Regions from separate parts of the Homo sapiens genome. Here region 1 is linked to region 2. Evidence: chromatin loops called from intact Hi-C (ENCODE). Cell type or tissue: Caco-2. All regions are shown on one strand. Links, peaks and the distances in the headings refer to the core of each region. The heading gives the core; the rest is flanking DNA. Region 1 has its middle 110 kb from the start of LINC01626. Region 2 overlaps RIMS1 (regulating synaptic membrane exocytosis 1).

Region 1 (6,870 bases), core at 1,472-3,971, 510 kb before region 2:
CCTGTGTCACATTCCCACCATCTCAATATCTTGGAGGAGCTGGAGGGCCTGGGGAGGGATGAATGTTTGGACTAGGTCAAACCCACACAAACAACAGGTTGAGAGTGGGAGAGCCTGGTTTGCCAATGGAAAATGACTACCACAAAAATCTAACCTTATTATCCCTAGTGTGACTCATCCTTTTTATTTTCAAGATGTCTTTGGACATCTTTCCTTAAAAGAACCATATTTGATTAGTTAAATAACTCTCAAGATGTTCCAGAGCTTCATTGCACAAATAACTGATTTACAAATTTCTGTATTTTACACATGCACAAATCAGTACTGTTTGCATGAATCCCATCAGTTAAGGATTAATTTCTACTCTTCATATATTTTACATCCTTGAGAAGAAAACTTAGCAAGCCACACAGCTGTGTGTAACCAGATCAAGTATTCTATTGAATGAATGCAATCTAGTTATTGTTCCTTTCATATACGTAATAGATTCCTTTACTCATCTTAGCTGATTGAAAAATAAGAGGCTGTGTTAGTCTGGACCCAATCAGGAGAGAGTAACCATGCAGTAAGTTGAACACGGAAAGTTTCATATAAAGAATTATTAACTAGAACGGGGATTAGAATACAAGGGGTTGGGCAATAAGAACTGGAAAGAATCGGAAAGAATATATGAATAACAGTGTTAAGGAGAGACACTGCTCTCGGTCTGAGAGAGCTCAGGTTGGAGCGCGCCCTCAGGCTGAGAGAGCTCAGGTGCTAGATCCAGACTTGGTTGGGAAGGATCACTTCCCTGGCTCACTGGCTGACAGAGGAGTTGCTGTGGTGTCCTGTGGGCAGAACTTGTTGGCAATCCTCCCTCGAGAGAGCCGGGAAAGCTGTTCATGGGGAGCTAGTTCACAGGAGGAGCTCCATAACAAACCATATAAAGGGACAGTGGGCGAGGAAGCTGAGTGCGCTGACTACCATACCCTGCAGGAACTGAACGCAGGAGATGCCGCACATGCCACAGGAGTTGGAAGCGCTCTGCTACAAATTCACTGCGTGGGAGGGGAGGGTTGCTGGAAAGAGCTACTGGCTGCTGAGTGCTACTGACTACTGTAGACTGCAGAAACTGGACATTGGTGATGCTGTGAGTACCATAAGCACCCAGTGCTGGAACCTGCTGAGTGAGTACCCTGGAACCAGAAAGCAAAATTCTTTTCCTCCTGCAGTGTCTCTCTAGCACCTTCCACTCACAAAGCTTCACGGCCAGCTGATATATATATTGAAAGGGCCCAGATCCGTTTTTATAGCCGAAAAACCGGGTGAATTTGGACCTGAGAGGCAATAAATAAATAATCAGGCCGGGCGCGGTGGCTCACGCCTGTAATCCCAGCACTTCGGGAGGCCGAGGCGGGTGGATCATGAGGTCAGGAGATCGAGACCATCCTGGCTAACAAGGTGAAACCCCGTCTCTACTAAAAAAAAATACAAAAAATTAGCCGGGCGCGGTGGCGGGCGCCTGTAGTCCCAGCTACTCGGGAGGCTGAGGCAGGAGAATGGAGTGAACCCGGGAAGCGGAGCTTGCAGTGAGCCGAGATTGCGCCACTGCAGTCCGCAGTCCGGCCTGGGCGACAGAGCGAGACTCCGTCTCAAAATAAATAAATAAATAAATAAATAAATAAATAATCAGCACAGAGGCATTGAAAAGCCGTATTTTGACACTGGTGCTGTAATACTATCTAAACTGTGCATATCTTTTATTTTCCTTATTTTCTTAAGTTTCTTTTCTTATGAAGATAGTGAGAATAAACGTATAATTCCATTCCTCAGGCAGTGAGTGCATCGATGATTCTAAACATCATTTGGCCAGCTGTGGAGGAAGAATTCGTGAGAAGCCGTCTGAGTAGCTTTCAGAAGCAAGCATGAAGTTCCAGACAATTTTAATTTTATATAGTAGTTTTCTTAACAACCCATGGGACGTTATTTATACTTTAAATTTAGAGAAACTGATTTTCAGAAGGTTTTAATAACCTTTACCATATATTCAACTCAGCTTATGGTAGGGCTAATTATTAGTATATATTAAATTTGGGGACATAAAAACAATGGTTCTTAAACTTCCAAAAATGTTATTTTCATTTTCAAGTATAATATACAAGCATATTTTAACTGCACAACTTGATGAATTTTCAAAAACTGAACCCACTTGTGTGACTAGTACACAGTTTCATAAATGATTAAGGTGCTAGAAGCTCTTTTCAGAATCCAAAGAAAGTTGAAGCCTCTTGTTCTAAAATAGACACTAACACAAAACAATTAGCTTGAAATTTCAAAATTTCCACAGAATAGCAGGAAAGAATGCCTGTGTTTATTTAATAATAAAAACAAAGTAGATTTTCCCTATGAGAATACAACAGCCTAACTCATTTGGTTTTAGTTTCTTAGTTCAAAGAACAGGAACAAATGCTAATACGGTACTAACCTCATTGATTTTTGAAATCACTAAATAATTTATGTTGAGTTTTACATTTTAATTGGTAATACATATTAAATAATAAATTGGTACTAATTATATTGCCTTGATTAAAAAGTAATGGATTTTGTTGCCGTTTTTCATAAAAAATATATTAATATATTTTTAGATGAATACAAATTTTTCTCAGAAGATAGTTGGGAAATTATCTTCATTTTTCTAAACTAGATTTTTGGCTCTTTTTCAACTTCAACTTACAGTTTATTAATCATATACACTTTGGAAGAAATTAATCACAGGTAGCAACTGTAACCGTCTATAGATTAAATATATAAGAATTTAGGATTATATTCTAAATTCTTCAATATTTGGACCCAATCGGACATTTTCAATTCAAGAAAGCACAGTGTATTAATCATAAACACATTATTGACTGGGAATTATTACTTTGGCCACCAGATGGAGCCAGTATTGTTTCAGAAATGCAATGAATCCTGATATTTTTCACATTTTCCCACTCTAACCCAAACTAAAAGTTTTAAATTTGCTTCTAAATTTTGTCAGGAATTACAGAGCTACTATTATTAATAAAATATATTATTATTATTAAAAGCTATTATCACTATTATCTATAAACAAACACCTAAATTTCCTAAGTGTAAAATGAAGGAACTGTTTTCGGTACCTATTAGATCTCTTCCTAATTTAGAATTCTCTAATACATGCTGAGAATATTTTTGTAGTACCATTTAAATTCCATTATGCTACCTTGATGGCATTCTTTGATATTTTATTATTCACAATCATGGAAGTCATTACCGATATTATAAATGAGAACTTAAAGCATGCATTAGGTAATAAGATGGGGAGAAACAGAGGTGGAATAGAAAAGATTCTTACTGGTATTTATTATGAAAGTCCACTGAATATCTAAACAAAGTTCAAAATGTAGAGCCACCTGGTCCAAGAGAATGTAAATTTGTGTGTCTATCGTCCCAGTCTGAGGCCTCTGCAAGTTCTGCATAACCCAATGTCAATTCTCATCAGAAAGATCTAGGGAGGTAACACTGAAATGTTAAAGTTATTTGCGAAAGTTGGAATGTTTAAACATTATCCTCTGTTCAAATTGGATTTTTAAAAATTTGATACTCATGAGAACTTATGATATATTGAAGAAAACACATGTTCATATATGCATAAATGCATGTATGTATCTCTCTCTCTAATGTTGGTTTCTGCTGTTCCTTTGTTTTCTTTTCCCACGTTTGGTGCATAATAAATACCTATCTTCCAAGAAGTTGATTCATATATGTATATTCTTAATATTTCAACCTCACTCTTTTTGTAGCATACTCTAATGAAATCATCGCTGATACCATGTTTGAACATGAAGTTGCTGGTGAAAGGGAAAATTTGAGCTGAGAGAAGAAATAACCTCACAGTAACAGAAAAGAGTTAATACAAAATGAGGCCATGGCAGCATTTTAGGAAGATTGTGTACACGTTGGTGGCCAGGTCGTGACAGAGCTCAGCAACCTTTCAAAGCCAGTAACTCAGGGGAGTGGAATTCACACAATTAGACTAAGCATGTAGTGTGAGAAATGATTTGACAATATGTGAAAGGCAAGAACAGGATGCTGTAATTGATTTCACCTATAAGAGGGCAGAAGGGAAGTTGTAGGTGAACAATAAGAGAAGTTGAGCTTTTGATGTTATATAAACTTAATGGGCATAGTTCAGAAATGGCATGTGGTCTCTAGGTTACTGTCAATTACAATCTAAAAATAAGGAATGGTTGCTGTTGCTAGGACTGTACCTAAATAGAATTGTGCTATGATTAGGCTAATGAAATATAAAATCTGTTTTGGGGACTCATTCTCTAAACGTGAAATTGGGGGGTGTGAGAAAGGATGAAAAGGAACAAGGAAGTCAAGCTAATGGCTAAGAATATAGACTCAGAGGTGATATTGTGAGTTCTAATTCCTGTGCTGCCACTTTCAAGCTGGGTGAATTCAGCTTTCTACATCTATGTTTTCTTATCTGGAAAAATGGAATAAAAGTGATATTATTGCAAGCAGTTGTTAAGATTAATTGAGATTATATGTAACAATAGTCCTCAATTTGTGATATATGCTTGGTAATGTAATGATAATGGTAGTGAATAGTATTAATATCTCCAGACTATTTTTTTCCAGGAGATACTTGGATGGCACTGAGCAGCAAAGAACACCTCAGAGGAGGCAGTTTATCCTATTTACTTACTGGAGGAAATAGCAAATGGCTAAGATTTGCCAAAGGACTAAGTGCCCCTTACTATGGCAGGAAAAAGTATTCCATTCAGGTAATGAAGTCCCCTGGGGAAATACTAAGAGGAGAAGAGCTGCTACCATCCAAGATATACATTTTCTAAGTGGCTTGCCTGTGGGCCCACTTTCCTGTTTAGTAGCGGGGATCCTTCAGAAATGTTGCTCAAGGACTAGGAAGATTGGACAAATGTCCCACCTACTGCATCTCTCTAAATCTTTATAGCTTGGGAAAGTGTCTAATTCTTAACAGAGCATTTCACTGATAAGGAAATTTTACTTACAAAGGAAAAAGAAAGATGCAAATATAATTATCTACCAGAAATACAGTTCTGCTAAAAGTAGAATTTCTGAAAATTCTTGATTCGTCATGAGGACCTTTGATTGCTCAGAAGGTAGAAGGAGCAATGAAAATATTAGAAACTTCAGAGTTTGCACAGGTAATGTGCTATGGATAGCAAACAAGTCGATGGCAAAGAATGGGTCAGGGAGGAGTTTTGGCACCTGTGGGACCCCAATTATTCCAGTCATGAAGGAGAAAATGTGAGCCTGATTCTTACAGAAGCCCCATAACTACAGTGGGATACAAGCTAATGGAAAATGACTTATCAGGGGTTTATAAATATGGGGTATGTCCATTGGTTTGGAGTCTTGGTCTTTAAAAAAACCTAAGGAGCAACAATTTATCATGTCATATTGGAAAAACCAAAGTAAACTTATGAACTTTAAAAGGAATATTCTCTCCAGGTCTATATGAAAAGTGGCCAAGAGGAGCAGTGGTGTATTTGCCCACCGCTGACATGGGAATCCACATAGCTATGTGCACAGATTTGGTCTCTTATATTGTCTTCACAGAGAAATGCCAGCGTTCCTAGGGAAGTAGCCGATTCCATACCTTAGGCAATGGAAAATTCAAAATAAGCAAAGACCATCTTACTATTGCTGGAAAGCAAGAAATCTTTTCAAGGATGTTGGGGGTAGTGCTAAAAAAACAAAAGCGCAGCTTAATGAAGCTCCTTTTGATGAAGTTGTGACAATCCGATTTGAGTTAATGGAAATAAGTATTTTTTAATTCTTGAAAATTTAAGAGATGTCTATTATAAGGGGCACAGTAATTCGAAGAGAAAAGAAAATCTGTTTTAATGTTTATTTTTGTTTTAAGTTCTGGGGTACATGTGCAAGATGTGCAGGTTTGTTACATAGGTAAACATGTGCCATGGTGGTTCACTGCACCTATCAAGCCATCACCTAGGTATTAAGCCCAGCATGGATTAGCTATTTTTCCTAATGCTCTCCTATCCCCCATGCCACCGCCTGACAGGTCCCAGTGTGTGTTGCTCCCCTCCCTGTGTCCATGTGATCTCATTGTTCAGCTCCCACCTATAAGTGAGAAGAAATAAAAATTTAATGGTATTTGTTGTATTGTCTTTAATTAGTAGAGAATATTTATATATGAATATCTTGATTTATTATTAAATTTATATTTATATAGATATGCATTTCTTTTATTCTGTGTAATTAGGAAGTGAGTGAGTCAAATATATATGAGAAATGTAGTAACTGGAACAAGAATTTTTGGTACTACTGAGTACATTGAACAACCAGATACAACAAGGTCCCACATTCAGAAGTGCTGGTTCACGCAATAATCAAGTAGGAAGAAATCAACACTAGGGGTACTAAGATTGCGAATTAACTAACAAGAGATATAGGAATAAACAACTGAGCAAGCCCTGTGACTTATTTTCTATGAGATGAAACCTCAATGGTGCCTCTAATAATATGCCATAACAAAACATATGTGAGTTTCTGATAATGTTAGCAGTTGAGGTCTACACAAAATGATGAGATGAGTTATAAAACACTGGCCATGCAAGATTGAAAAGGAAATGCAGAAGAGAACGTAAGATGCTAGGTTGCAAAAATCCTAGGTGAAAAAAATGAAGTTAAAAAGCCTTAGTGAGCTAAAATATAAGATTTAACTATAAAAAGCAAAACAAACAATTCAGAGAGATGACTAGAGCTCACATGTGACTCATTTTGGCAGAAGTAGGCAGATTCTTTGCCCAGCCAAAAAGCAATTGGTTGGTTACCCAAATCCTAGAACCTCAA
Region 2 (6,870 bases), core at 2,619-5,118:
ATATATATATATATAAAATCTATGTATAACTTCCCCACCCCCAGTTTTCCAAGGACACTATGGAAGTCTTCAGTAAAAAAGGTTAAACAACAGAGATATGAAAAACCCAGATATATTAACCACAGTGACGTTACAAAGATATTTCTAGAAATGAATAGCAAGTCTCTTTTTTAAGTAGGCTTTTGATAATCTGTGGTAATTTGTAAACACTGTCATATCAAAGCCATACAAAAGATAGTATTCAAAATCTTTGGGAAAACAGTTTTTCATAATTCAGTGCAATGTTTAAAGATAAGAATACCCTTCAAATGTTCATGTCACTTTAAAGACGTGTTAGGGCTTAAACACCTTAAATGTAGAAATTCAAATAGAAACTGATGTATTAGGCCTTAACCACTGAACATTTATAAGCTCATATTGAAATGGGAAATAGGGAGTTTTAAAACAAATGTTTACTTAACCATTTATTAGGGGTTATGAAGGGGAAAGAATCAAGGTCAGTTATGCGGCAAATCAATGGTTGTGTGGTGAAAGTAGCGTCAGTAACAGATAGCCCCAACTGCATATTTTGTTCCTCAAAGGAAGAGTGTTCAGGCTGCAAGTACATCAGAAATAACAAGGATATGTCTCGCTGTTCTGCACTTTGCAAGAACCTGCTGGGAATGAAGTATCCAAGGCTCTTATGTGGTTTGTGTTGGGATTTCTTCAAGTTACCATAATGAGGTGTTTTCCTATTGCCCTGAACTGGCTGGGCTATAAGAGTCTTCTTGTACAATGATTGTTTTAAAGTATCTCCCTCTTAGGTGTCTCCTGATGTATTTACGGTTTATAACTTGAAAAAATATTTCTTTTAATTAGCAGTGATAATCTGAAAAAAATTAAAATAGGATTTCACTGACAATTCAATATTGAAAATGACCTTATTTGACTTTTCCTAACAGTTTTCAAGTGGTTTTTGAATGCTCTTTTGTTTGTATTCATTTCTTCTCCAGAAACTACCATTCATTAAGGGCTTTCCAAAAGAAGTACCAGTATTTTTCATAAGTGCAGGTGTGAATTAGCAACATACCTGTTTCAAATAATGTTGATTGAAACATTATAGCATATTGTCATCATTGGTGTCAAATATAGAAACCAATTTAATGATTCTTATATATTTTTGGCAATGAAAAGCAAAAAATATGAGGCATATTTCTCTTAATCTCACAAATACAGAGAGAAAATGTTAATTTTTTTCTGAAGCAGATCTTCCTTTGTACCTGACATTCATTTTGACAGTATGAAGAACCTGTGAATGGATTGATCAAAGTGTGTTGACATTTTAGTGGGTTTTAAATGATTCTTGGTATTCAGGCAAGGCTGATGGCTTCATCTGCAGGTGAGCCATATTGTTAAAATATTGAAACACTTCCTTACTGCTCAGAAAAAGGTGCCCTTCATTAAATGCTTCCAAAGTACCTCTGCCTCCCAAGCACCAAGACTCTCTGTGATCCAACATCCAGGGGAGTTTTGGGACAAAATATTTTTTGTATCGGATATTCTATCTGGTTCTGTGATTTGGGTGGAGTTATTGGTTTGCATTTTAAAATGTATATTCAGAAATATTAATGGGTTACTATTATTTTTAATACCCCAAAGGAAGTTTTAGCCCAGTGTGTATTGTATCAGAGACACTTATCTAATACAGGTACAATGATTCAAAGCATTCACTGTACTTAAAAAAAATGGTATAATTAATATGGCATTCTTTGGTGGGCAGGCTTAATAAGGCAGGAGAAAGAAATACTGGATCATACAAATTATTACAATATTTGTCTTAACATTGTTTTCACTTTTTTTGCATAACTAAAGGCTGTAAGCCAGAACTGGTAACTTAAACTCACAGACACTGCAAATTAGCATTGTTTACAGCACATAGGTTTAGCTACTAACACAAAAAATTTTTTAAATAATTATTTTGCTACTGTTAGGCTCTATGATACTGGATAGAAGGTACTTAGTACCTAGGGACCTTAACTTTCTCATCTGCAAAATGAAGAGTAGAACTACATTCTTTCTCCACTTCTATACTTTGTATTCTTATGTCCCATTTTCCCTTATGCATGATAATTCCCCTGGAAGACTAGTGAAGATAGAACCTGGTGTCCAGTTACAGTTTTCAGCCATCTGTTGTTTGGACCTAAAGTGAAAGCAATAACAGGACTTAATGAATAGTAGTCACAGGCTTTCCTAGGCAGCATGATGATAATGTGATGTTTGGAAATGCCTGTCTAGATTTTGAATTCTAGCATTTAGGACAATACTTTTATTTTACAGATGAGAAACACTATGCCCTGAGAGTTAAGCCTGAAGTCAAGTTAGACAATTTCTTGAACTGAAATTTACAATTTGGGCTAGTATATTTGGGGGACATAGGTAACAACCTGAAAATTAGACCTGTACTGTTTCATATATTTTGATTACTATTATATAAAATATGTAAGTAGTTTTAGGATGAGATGTCTCAGCAAGCTACAGAATCTACAATTAAAAGAATATTAGTACCATACACTAGCACCTAATGACTAAACAAACTTGAAAAGCTAAAATAAATCTAAAAAATAGTAGATTGTTAGGTAAAAGACCATTTTATTGTTTCACTTTACTTTTGTTTACTCTTGATTTTTCTAGTATTCATTTAAATTTGAACTTTAATTTTATAAATTCCTTTCAGATGTTCAAAGATGTAATTTATTTTATTAATAATAATATGGTTTAAAAAATATTTGGTGTGTCCCTACAACCCTACAACCCCCCAAAAGCCTATTTGTTATCTGGCGATCGTTTCAGATGTTTTCTTTTTAAATTGTCCTGCTTACCTTATAGACGATACAAATTGACCTTTAATATTTGTTTTTAGAGTATAATGACTGACTTCATGCTTACAGATGCTTGTGTGCTTATATGTGTATGTGTGTATGCACATAGGAATACACATTAAGTAGCTCCAGATGGGCTTTATGCACATAATTATTCAATTTTGAAAAAATAAACAAACTGAAGTTCTTTCTGTCTATCTGTCCATCTGATTGGAATCACACTTATTGAGAAGACAGAGCATTGCATTCTGGCCATGAAGAAAAACCTGAATACCTGGCTATACCTGCTAAAGTCAGCCAATGCCAACAAATTTTGTAGATTTTTATTCATTTTTAGATAATAGAGGTTTTGAAAAGGCTTTATAAGAAAGTTGTACATTGTGAAATCCTAAAAAGCTGTCTGGATATGGTATCAAAAGTTATAGTTTTTATCTTGATGACTTAAGATGAAGGGAGGATGCTTATCTATTAAAAAGCGGAAAAATGAGATCAAACTCTTTTCTTAGGTTGTATCTCAACTTTAGGGCTTTATGAAACTTTATATGTGTATGAAATTTGTTTTACTAATACATTTTAAATTATACTGCTGCTATTACTCTCTCTTGTCTAATAAGACGTGGCCTCACTCCCTCTTCCATGCAAGTGAGGTCTCCTTCCACACAACTAAGCCTTCACTGAACAAAAAATAACTATAGCATATGCATGAGTTATCAGGGAGTATGGACCCCTAGCATTGATGTATATTTATTACTGAGCACATGCTCAATGCTGTGCAGACACAAAACACATATCTTCCTTGTATTTCATCGTTGAATCTTCACAATAACCCTATAGGATAGATACTCTTCTTATTTTATTTAACAGTTAAGGAAACGGAGACTTAATAAGGTAATTTGCCTACGTAAACACAACTGATAAATGGCAGAGCAAGGATTCACACCAAGACTGACCTAACGCCAGACTCCAACTCTAAACCATTATGTTAGCCTACTTCTCCCCATGATAGGAAAATTTTATTTACATTTGTATCTGAGAAGCCCAAGTCTTGCTTTATATTTTTGTCTTCTTATAGTTAAATATTTCTTGGTATCACGAAAACATTTTTTCTAAATGAGCATATTTTAAGATAACACACAATATTGGTATTAGTTTTGTCACAAATTGACTAAACTTTCAACCCAGATCAGACACTATAGAAAGCTAAAGTGTCTTGTATTAATAGTAGAAAGAGGTCTCTGCTGCACACTCACTACAGTTGAGAGAAGAAACCCTGCTGATCAGGAGCTGCCCTCTTATGGAGAAAGGCTATGGCAACATACTTTTACGGAAGTATTATTCCAATAGCTGTGCCTTAAGATCTCACAAGTTTCTACTGTTACTTACAAAGATTTTTTAAGATACTGGATAAATATAAAACAGTTATAAAAATTAGTCCCAATTTTATTTCCATGTTTAATCAGGTCTTAAATTATATATAACATTTTATATCAATGAGTGTTCTTGAACCACATTATGTTTAATATTTGGAGAATATTTCCTTGTATACATGTGCCGTAATTTATTTTTAAATTTCTTTACCCACATACCACATAGGGTGTCTCCAATTTTTCCAAATTACTAACAGTGCTGTATAACACTTGTACTTTCTCTGCATGCTGCATTTCTTTTCTAAGTTTTTCCTCTGTTGAGGTTAACATATTGTGCTTAGGATTTACAAATAAATAACAATCTGTTCTATCTTTAGGAGTATTTCTAATGGAGTTGCCTTTCCCTTTCACATTATAAATGCTTTTAATATGCAGACCACGATAAAAACTTAAAAATGGGTCCCCAGATTTTCCCCAAATGATGTTTGAATAAGATGTAAAATGACCACCCACAATACTTGGCCAAATAAGTATTCCGTGAAATTAGTCAGTGGAAAAAGCAATATCCTTTTACTACTCAAAATGCTCAAAAGAAATATAATTTTAACAATCAGAAATCACCCAAGAGCTAGCTTCAGACACTTGAATTGGATATGAAAATGAATTCCAACTTCTACTTTGCTTTTTTAGCTCTTACACTACACCCACTTGGTACTAATTATAATTTTTGCCATGTTTCAATTTATCTTAGACTCTGTGCTGTATAATGCTATAGTCATAGAACTTGCATGCACACACACACACACACACACACACGCCTGCAAGATCACTTACATCACTGACACTGTGAATGCAAATAAGAAATTCCTGAAAAGGCAAGTTTCTCCCTGCCAAAACTATCATTCTTATGAAATAGGAAAGAGAAAAGGTATGATAAAGAAAGAGAAATGTTTATAGTTGTCATTTTTATCTTTCTACTTTAAAATCTAGGAAGAAAATCTTTTAAAAGAAAATCAAACAATTATTCTTTATGTTTTGTATGGACTGTATGATACTAGTGGAAAGTTCCTGATGACCTGTGAGTGTGAGGAAGGAGGTCAAAACTAGAACAACATTAAAATTGGATGTTATGGCACAATGAAATTTTATGGCTAAATCATTCATTGACTTTTTATCTTCTTAAGGATATGTTCTGTTGAGAACATTTGGTTTAACTTTAAAATTCTGAGTGTGTTCCTTTGAGAACATTAATTTCACAGTAAAATTGTCAAATATAATCTGATGTTGCTTTTAGTAAATGCTAATGTACTATTAACTAGACTTTTTTCCCCCTTTTCTGCCTGACTGAGTACAACCTTACTTTATTTACTGATGTAATTATTAATTCTACTCATAGCTTAAATAAAAAGGTAACTCTGAAGAAGCATGGAATCAAAAATTTAATGAATAAAATTTCAAAGTGTTTATTGTAATTTATATATACATTAATGAAGAAAAATTTAATGAAACACATAAAAGAAAAGTAAAATTACCCATGATTAACCCAACAACCCCTGTGTGTATATTTTGGTACATATAGTCCAGATATGTATACACTGTTTTGCTTTGCCAGCTTTTTCTTTTTAATGATGTAATTAACATTTTAATATATTATTAAAAATTTATTAAAGGATTTATTAAAAACTGGTGTGTATTTTTCTGAGAAATCAGTAAATGTTTAAAAATAAATAGGTTTTTTAATTAAGTGTGGAAAACTTTTCAAATATGCTAAAGTAATTAAATAGACATTGCTGAAACAACTGGATATCCAGCTACAAAAGAAAACAACAAAAAAAATTAGACCTTTACCTCACACCGTATATAAAAATTAACTCAAAATGGATTATAAACCTAAGTATCAGAGCTAAAACTAGAAAACTATTAAAATAAAACATCAGAGAAAATATTTTTGTCTTTTAATTGGGTGAACATTTCTTGGAATGGCCACAAAAGCATAAAACATAAAAGGAAAAAATTGATAAATTGTATTTCATCAAAATTAAAATTTCAGTTCCTTGAAAGACACTGTTCAGAAAATGACTGAAAACCAGACTTAAAGAAAAAGTTTATAAAGCACATTTTTAATAAAAGACATATACCAAAAATAACTAAATAATAAGACAGCAAACGACCCCCCTGATAATGGGCAAAATATTTGAACAAACCCTTCAAAGATGATCATGGCAAATTAGCATATGAAAAGATGTGCAACATCTTTAGTCACCAGAGAAATACAAATCAAAACCACAGCAGCATACCCTTCATACCCACTAGAGTGGCTAAAATTAAAAACACAAACATTAACAAGTGTGGACAAAATCTTGGTGTAGTTGAGATTATCACAGGTTGATGTTGGGAACATAAAATGGAAAGCTACTTTGGAAAGCAGTTTGGCAATTCCTTAAGTTAAATATATGTTTAATATATTTCCCAGCAATCAAACTCTTAGATATTTAGCCAAGAGGAAGAAAAACTCACATGTGCACACAGATATATATGCCAATGTTCATAACAGTTTTATTCATAATAGCCACAATCTGTAAACAACTCAAATGTCTTGGCTGGTGAATGAATAAACAAATTATGGTATATCTATACTACTACTA

The links. Peaks named below come from ENCODE experiments on the same cell type or tissue, not always from the same donor. Only the 100,000 strongest peaks of a DNase experiment are listed, where the experiment ranks them.
Region 1: it touches region 2 in a loop (23-fold over the local background); 5 of 110 quality-filtered maps call a loop at or near these places.

Annotation. Positions count from the first base shown.
Region 1 is chr6:71,531,122-71,537,991 of GRCh38, forward strand. No RefSeq gene overlaps it. Among named protein-coding and RNA genes, the nearest start is that of LINC01626, 110 kb to the left of the region's middle. In Caco-2, for the core only: a CTCF peak has its summit at 2,940 (motif pointing right); no DNase peak of the experiment used is centred there.
Region 2 is chr6:72,038,139-72,045,008 of GRCh38, forward strand. The region is part of intron 2 of RIMS1 (regulating synaptic membrane exocytosis 1); the gene reads left to right. Among named protein-coding and RNA genes, the nearest start is that of RIMS1, 160 kb to the left of the region's middle. In Caco-2, for the core only: a CTCF peak has its summit at 4,164 (motif pointing left); no DNase peak of the experiment used is centred there.